2 separate regions of the Homo sapiens genome follow, and region 1 is linked to region 2. A link is a loop called in an ENCODE intact Hi-C map of the cell type or tissue named here. Cell type or tissue: PC-9. All regions are shown on one strand. Links, peaks and the distances in the headings refer to the core of each region. The heading gives the core; the rest is flanking DNA.

Region 1 (4,376 bases), core at 82-4,081, 82 kb after region 2:
CTTGGGGTGGAGGTGGGAAAAATTGTTCCAGGTTAAGAACCATTGTGATAAAGGAAGTAATTTTCCAGTGAGCTGAGAAGTGGGTAGAAAATGAAGGAACAGAAATGACAAAAAGAAAGTAGTCAGTTAATAAATTTGCTGCTGAGGGAGGGAGGGAGAGAGAGATATATATTAATGGATAACTAGAGGAGAAGATTAAGAGGATTATTGTTATTGCAAATTATTATTCATTTTTAATAAAAGATATGGTTGGATATGTTTAAATACTGAAAGAACATAGCAAATACTGAAGGAGAAGTTAAAGTTTGTCACGGGAAGTTACAGTTTGTCATGGGAAGTTACAGTTTTCCTTTGGCAAGCTTCCCTTCCACCTTATTCTGGTAGGAACAGGAAACACCCTCCAGCCCCCCTTCTCTTTTCCTTTCATGTCTAGAATTACCTCTTTCTCACTCCATAAGGCTATAGGGAAAATTAGGTTACTAATATGTAAGTACCCTCCCTCCTGGCCATAGTACATGCCAGATCTGGCCAGTCATAGCACCTGATTCCCCTTTGCAGTAAGTGTCCTTGGCTGGGACAAAACAAATCCTTCCTTGGAATTTTATACAACATATGGAGGAAGATAGATTCTTTCTGTTTCCTTTATGTTAAAGATGTAAGAATGTGTCTCTACAGCTCCTGGTGCCCATGCCCCATACCTATGGAAGACACAGAAACAATGTGGTCAAGACAGAGATGGGAACTGAGATAAGACAGAAAGAGATAGAGAGAACTAGGCCATATGTGATGGCTCACGCCTGTAGCCCCAGCACTTTGGGAGGCTGAGGTGGGTGGATCACCTGAGGTCTGGAGTTTGAGACCACCCTGACCAACATGGAGAAACCCTGTCTCTACTAAAAATACAAAATTAGCTTGGCATGGTGGCGCACGCCTGTAATCCCAGCTACTTGGGAGGCTGAGGCAGGAGAACAGCTTGAACCTGGGAGGCAGAGGTTGCAGTGAGCCAAGATCACGCCACTGCACTCCAGCCTGGGCAACAAGAGTGAAACTCTGTCTCAAAAAAAAAAAAAAAAAAAAAAAAAAAAAAGATCTGTGGTTGTAGATACTGCCATGTATGAGCCCATCTCTCACACAGCATCATCACCAATCATGTGGAACAGTTGGTTCCCATTTATAGTTAAGTCAGTTAGGTTTGGTTTTGGCATAGACTGTGAATAGAGTCTACAAAGATAAAGGAGAGGGAAGGTATGATCAGTAGAACAAGGTCCTTCAATAAACTGAAGTGCATGAGATCAGGGTCAGGCAGAGAGATTTCCCTTAGATAGGAAGCAAGCCACACTCTAGAGATGAGTAGGAGAGGGTGGTATTGGTATTTGGTGGCAGAAGCTATGGGAGGCACCATGGTTAAGATCAGTAGGGGATCTGTAAGCATGCAATCACCAGCAAGTTATCTATGATCTCACTTTTCTCTCTTCCACTCAAGGTAACATTCCCCAAACACAAGTGGGAGATGTTATTTTACTTCTAAGGTCATATCCATTGCATTTTAAAAAATCCCTCCAAAAGACAAAATATTTTGAAACTTGAGTAATTAGACTATTATTAGCACTACATTTCTGACAACTTACCTAACCCCATAGTTTCAAATACTAAAAATCAGAGTAACTTGAGTAATGTGACTATTTTTGTTGTTACATTTCTTGGGACTTACCCAATAACTCATGTGGTCAAAGCCTGTGGGTTGTGCCACTATAGCTGAGAGCAACTGTATTGACTAAAATCACAATAATATGTAAGCTTTTCCATTACTTGATTATAACTGCATTACTGTATTTGTAACTGCCTTTTAGTTTATTCTTAATGCTAGTGAGCACTTGACATGATTTGAGAGTTGCAGAAAATAGCCCAACCACCACCACGACTTTATGAATAGTAATGCATGGGGTATGTCTGACTACTTACTCTAGACCTACCATAGACATGACTAATCAATTCTGGCATTCATTCCTATTGGGCTCGCATGCAGCCACAGAATCCTTCTCGGCCTTATGCTCCAGAGAGTATAAGGCTGGCCTCAAAGATGCAATGCATTTGCTATTGTTGATTGGCTTAGAAGCTCTTGGGGTTCATTCCTGTTCATTTCCTGGTGAAGAAGAAATGGCCTCCAGGATCTGGCAAGAATAAGGGCCCTGGAGCAGCCTTGAGCATCTGGCTCTCAATTTCCGCATTCTTTCTCTCCCTTTAAGAAGAGGTGAGATGTGATGAGAGGCACAGGCTGTGAGGCCTCAGGCTTTTATCTCTGGCAATGACATGGGCAGCGTGACATGCAGGGTAATGAATTGCCGTCTTTGCAGAAATGAATAAGTTGTGGTCAGTGATGAAATGATCAATTTGCTCCATCATGTTAAGCTGCCCATTCATCATCCACACCTGCTGTCAGGAGCCCAGGGCCGCTGATATTGGCCTCAAGCCTCTTCCTCAGCTAGCCGAGCAATCGCCGTTGGAGCTGCCTCCAAGCTCAAGGCTGCCTTTGATTACAGCCTTTGAGGAGGGGCCCAATTACTTACTGCTCAGCCACCGGTGACTCTGAAAACAAGGGACATTTGTGCTGACCTGGGCTGTTGACATGTAGCCTAACAAAATGTGAAAGACCCTCTGACAGGGATCCAGGTGGCCCGTCTTATTGTCCCACAGTGCGACCTTGGGCCAGGCCATGTCATTTCTGTTCCTTAGCTTCTCTATTATAAAAGGAAGGGGTGGAGGAGACTCCCAGTTCTCCATCTCCGACCCAATAGATCTGCAAATGTCTGCTATGGAAAGGACAGTTTGTGATTTTAACTCCCCCACCCACTGAGGCAAATAACAGCATTTATTAGCTGAGATTGTTTGGCAGCAGTGAATCATTCTTTGGCTTAACTGAAAATAAGGTGTAATTATCACATTTTACTGATAAGGAAACTGAGGCCTAACAAGGTTAAGTGGGGTGCCCAAAGCCACAAAGAGAGGTTGTGTTATAGTTACAATTGAATCTGTATCTGTTTGACTTCTAAACCCTTGCTTTTCCCACTGCAAATTGTTTTGGCTAGAGAGCAGGCTATTAAGACATTCTAGCCAAGCCAATTTCCTGAGAGTTCTGCAGGTACCAGGTGTTGCTGGAGCCCAGCATCTGCTCAGAGGAAGGCAGAGAGACCCAGAGGAACCCAGAATGAGACACTCATTTTTGCATCCTCAGTTTCCAAGTTAATTTTCTAGCTCCTGGTTAGGACCCGAATTACAGAGACCAGGCAGCTGTCCAACAAGAATGCTGACAGGTTTCATTGTCCTCTAGGGTAGCTGCTGCCTAAAGAATATTTGATTTTTTGTTTTTTTAACAACAACAAAAAAGATGGGTTCCCTGTATTGAGCATCTCCTGAGTGCAAAGCCCTGCACTATGTGCTCAACACTTGATCCTTGATGGTTTAAAGCCTCAACAGTGTGATCAGGTTAGTTGCTCACATTCTTGGATAGAAAAACTGAAACTTAGAGCAGATAAGAGACTTGTCCAAGGTCATTTAGCTCATTAGTGGCAGAGCTGTAGCTCAATCTGTATCCATCAGTCATCTGTCCATCAAGTCCAGTGGAGTAGAAGGGGTCACACAATGGGCTCAGAGACAGAGAACCTTGTGCTAGTTCACACCCTTGACCTGTCCATGTATGTATGGACATGTAAGCTTGGGCGGGTTACACAGGGCTTGGTTTTCTTATCTTTTTTTAAGGGCTTGGTGTTATTTTTAAAATAGCAGAGATTCTAATAACAGCAGCTACCTGTTATTCAACTCTTATTATGAGCTGGCATTCAGGTGTTTCATTTTATTTCATTTCTGAAAACAATCCCATGATATAGCATCATTATCCCTATTATATATATCCAACAACTGAGACTAGAAAGGGAATATAACTTACTCCAGGCCACAATGTTAGTGAATGGCAGAGCTAGGATTCTCTGACCTCGAAGTCAAAGTTCTCAGCTACTTAGTTATACAGGAGAAATGTTTCTTAATATTGAATGTGCAACTAAATCACCTGGGGATCCTGTTAAAATGCAGATTCTAATTTAGTTTGTCTAGATTGGGGCCTGATAATCTACATTTCAAATAAGCAAGGGATGCCAATGCTGCTGGTCCAAGGACCACACTTTGAGCAGCAATGCCCTGGAATCTAGTTAAAGCTTGACAAACTTTTTCTGCAAAGAGCCAGATGGTAAATATTTCAGGCTTACTGGGCCATAAGTAACTACTATTACTTTGTTGCAACTACTTAGCTTTGCCATTACTGCAAGGTATCAGTCATTGATAATACGTAAACAAATGGATGTAACTATGTTCCAATAAAACTT
Region 2 (4,376 bases), core at 175-4,174:
CCAGGCTGTGCACTCGAATCTGCCTGACCTCAAGTCCTGAGTTAAACTTTAACAACTTACCCTGTGTCTTGGGCAAGTCAGAGCCCTCCTAACAGTAAGGCCCGTAAGAATGTGTGTTCAATCTCTCTGTCTTAGCAGAGGAGGACAGAATGGGCAGAGCCTGAGAGTTCTTTGTGTACCTCCCACAGCCTGATTCCTGGGCCATGCATGTGGTCCACAATAGCCTCAATCCATGCAGGAATAGAAGGGGAAAGCATAGTGTTTAAGTTTACTAGAAGGGCCATAACAAGTACCATGAATCAGGTGACTTAAAACAACAGAAATTTATTCTCTCGCCATTCTGAAGGCCAGAAGTCCAAAATCAGGGTTTGGTAGAGCCCTGGTCCCTCAGTAGGCTCAAGGAGAGAATCCTTCCTTGCCTCTTCAGAGCCTCCCATGGCTCCCAGCCATGCTTAGCTTTCCTTGGCTGGCAGTTTCAGGACTCCTGCCTCTGTCCCCATCATCATATGGCCTTCTTGCCTGTGTGTCTGTGTGTCCTCTCCTTTTTTTAAAATGACACCATTTGGGCTGGGTGCAGTGGCTTACATCTGTAATCCCTGGGAAGCTGAGGCAGGTGGATCACCTGAGGTCAGGAGTTCGAGACCAGCCTGACCAACATGGTGAAACCCTGTCTCTACTAAAAATACAATAATTAGCAGGGTGTGGTGGTGGGTGCCTGTAATCCCAGCTACTCGGGAGGCTGAAGCAGGAGAATTGCTTGAACCTGGGAGGCAGAGGTTGTAGTGAGCCGAGATCACAGCATTGCACTCCAGCCTGGGCAACAGAGCAAGACTCCTGTCTCAAAAAGAAAGAAAGAAAAAAAAATGACAGCATTAGTTGGGTTTAGGGTCCACCTTAATCTGTTATAACCTTTTCTTAGTTATATCTGCAAAGGCCTTGTTTCTAAATAAGGCCACGTTCTGAATTTCTGGTGAACACAAATTTTGGGGGACAAAATTCATGCAATTCCACAGGGCACAGGGGAATGTGCTCACATTCGCATGGTAGGACAGAGCCAGGACTAAATAAAACACCTCAGTCCTTGATTCTTATCAAAGTGTTCCTAATACTGCACTGGCTCTTCTCACTCTAGACACTTCATGTTTCATTGTGGTCCTTACAAGGTTTGAAAAATCTTAGGGAAAGGATCATGATGAAGTCACTCTCCATATTATCTGTGCCTTTATTTGGGAGGAGAAAAGACCAACTTTAATTAAATACCTACCACACTCCAGCAACCGTGTAGAGGGTTTTCAACCACTCTACAGAACAGAGCTTGGCAAACTTTTCTGTACAGGGCTAGATAGTAAAGATCTTAGGCTTTGCAGGCCATACAGTCTCTGTCCCAATCACTCAACTCTGCTTTTGTAATACACAAACAATCATAGACAATATGCAAAAGAATGAATGTAGCTATGTTTCAATAAACCTGTATTAAAGATGGGTGTAGTGGCTCATGCCTGTAATCTCAGCTCTTTGAGAGACTGAGGTGGGAGGATCGCTTGAGCCCAGGAGTTCAAGACCAGCCTGGACAACAGAGTGGGATCCCATTTCTATAATTTTTTTTTTTTTTTTTAATTAGCCAGGTGTAGTGGTGTGTGCCTGTAGTACCAGTTACTCAGGAAGCTGAGGTAGGAGGATTGCTTGAGCCTGGCAAGTTTGGGGAGGTGGGGGTCAAGGATTTCAGTAAGCTGTGAGCATGCTACTGCACTCCAACCCATGTGACACAGTGAGACCCTGTCTCAAAAAAAATAAAAAATAAAAAATACTGTATTTACAGAAAGACACAGCCAGATAAATTATTTTCTGTTTTAGGTGTGAAAACCCTGAAGTCAGTGTTGGAGTTAGGAGTTGAACCCAGGTAGGTCCAACTCCACATTCTTTCTCCTACATGAATCTTCTGAAACTCAGCCTTCTCATCTGTAAAATGGGAACAATATCTGTCTAATTCTCAGCTCTGTAGATGACTATGAGGATATAATAACATGATATAGAAATGTGTTTTCCAAACTCTAAAACCTAATGCAAACTTATTCATTGTTTATTCATTCAATAAATATCTGAGTACCTGCTGCATGCCACATACTGAGCTGATTATTATTATGGCTTTTCTTTGGCCTCCCAGCAGCTGTTTCTGTTCCTATATAACCCAGACATTGTGCAAAAGGTTCCAAACATCTCTCTATCTCTGACATACAAATTATTATTATTTTTTTCTGTTAATACTGGCTCCAAAACAGAGATAGCCAGACCCCACCAGACTGGGTGAGACAGCCATCCCCTAATTACCTGACCGGTAAAGTACAAATGCGTCACCTGGATTCCATTTGGCTGAGTCAGCCCAAGCCTGATGCAGGGTGAGCATTAGGCAGGGTGGCTGGGAACAGATGCTGACATGGCCTGCTGTTAATAAATACCAGGAAAGGTCTGTGTCACTCATAGAGAGATGTGAATGGATGATGCCAAGCCAAGACAGTGACAAGTCCCTCACTGATGCAGATTAATCATTCTCTGGTAATAGCCGACAACCTTGTTTCCTGAGCTACCTGGGAAGGAGGAACCTAAGACAATGTACTGATAAAAATCAAGCTCAGGGCAGGCACGGTGCCTCACGCCTGTAATCCCAGCACATTGGGAGGCCGAGACAGACAGATCTTGAGGCCAGGAGATCGAGACCATCCTGGCTAACATGGTTAAACCCTGTCTCTACTAAAAATACAAAAAATTAGCTGGGTGTGGTGGTGGGCACCTGTAGTCCCAGCTACTCAGGAAGCTGAGGCAGGAGAATCGCTTGAATCAGGGAGGCAGAGGTTGCAGTGAGCCGAGATCGTGCCACGGCACTGCAGCCTGGGCAACAAAGCGAGACTCCGTCTCAAAATAAATAAATAAATAAAATAAAATAAAAAATCCAGCTCAGTTTTTTTATTTTAAAGAAAGAACGCTTTGTTGAGATATAATTCACATACCATATGATTTACCTATTTAAAGTGTACAGTTTAAGCAGGGTACAGTTTAAGTGATCAATATTTAAATATTTTCATCAACCCAAAGAGAAACCCTGCCTCTATCATAAGTCCCTGCCTACTTCCTCCCAATGACCCTTGTGTTGGGAAACCACTAATCTTCTGTCTTTATAGATTTACTAACTCTGAACACTTCATGTAAATTAAGTTATACATTATGTAGCCTTTTGTGACTGGCTACTTTCAGTTAGCATAGTGTTTTCAAGGTTCATCCATGTTTCAGCATGTATCACTACTTCATTCCTTTTGTATTGCCAAATGATATTCCATTATATAGATATTCCACATTTTATTCCTCTATCATTAGTTGGTGGACATTTTGGTTGTTTCCACTTTTCAGTTACTATGACTAATGCTGCTATGAACATTCATACACAGGTTTTTATGTAGATACATGTTTTCATATATTTTGTGGCTCCCCCTGCCCTGGGATTTAGGGAGCCTTCTCAGCCCCTAATAGCATGAGCCACAGTGTAGAACAGTAGATAAGAGGGCAAGTTTGTCTGGAGTCAGACTGCCCTGAGGAGGAATCCCAGCTTCACTCAGTATGAGACCTTGGGCAAGCCTCTTCTTTTTGAGACAGAGTCTCACTCTCTCACCCAGGCTGGAGTGCAGTGGCGCGATCTTGGCTCACTGCAACCTCCGCCTCCCAGTTCAAGCAATTCTCCTGCCTCATCATTCCAAGTAGCTGGGACTACAGGAATGTGCTACCATGCCAGACTAATTTTTGTATTTTTAGTAGAGATTGGGTTTCACCATGTTGGCTAGGCTGGTTTTGAACTTCTGACCTCAGGTAATCCAGAGACCTTGGGCAAGTCTCTTAAACCCTGAGCCTCAATTTTCTCATCTGTAAAATGGGGATATTAATACCTAACTAGCAGAGGTAGCATGAGTGATAGATTAGGGAGCAAATGTGTCAAATGCCAGGCACACAGTAAGTGCCTAACAGCTGGTAATAAGTGGTATCATCTGAAAGTCCCTCAAAGTTGCAAGAACCATGCCTTGAGAATGTTGAGAAGCTCAATGTAGGAGAAGGGATGAAAGATCTGAGACCCCACATGGTCCATTTACTCAGTTAAAAATGTTTCTTTGGTGCTAGGCTTGTTCTGGGTACTCGGCTGGGTTCCTGGGAGACACAGGAATGGATGTAACAGAGCTTGTGCTAGGCAGGAGGAAAAACACTAAGCTAGCAAGATAAGTGAGGCCACAGGACCACAAAGATGACTCTCTCTCTCTTGCCAGACCTTGGAAGTAGGAGCTCAGAGAAGGCTTTTTGGAGGAGGTAATGTTGAGCCTGAGACATAAAGGATGGGT

The links. Peaks named below come from ENCODE experiments on the same cell type or tissue, not always from the same donor. Only the 100,000 strongest peaks of a DNase experiment are listed, where the experiment ranks them.
Region 1: it touches region 2 in a loop (7-fold over the local background); 1 of 110 quality-filtered maps calls a loop at or near these places.

Annotation. Positions count from the first base shown.
Region 1 is chr9:116,950,281-116,954,656 of GRCh38, forward strand. All of the region lies in intron 10 of ASTN2 (astrotactin 2), which reads right to left. Among named protein-coding and RNA genes, the nearest start is that of SNORA70C, 230 kb to the right of the region's middle. In PC-9, for the core only: no CTCF peak of the experiment used is centred there; no DNase peak of the experiment used is centred there.
Region 2 is chr9:116,868,345-116,872,720 of GRCh38, forward strand. The region is part of intron 10 of ASTN2 (astrotactin 2); the gene reads right to left. Among named protein-coding and RNA genes, the nearest start is that of TRIM32, 180 kb to the left of the region's middle. In PC-9, for the core only: no CTCF peak of the experiment used is centred there; a DNase peak (open chromatin) is centred at 2,487; H3K27ac peaks cover 1,139 bases.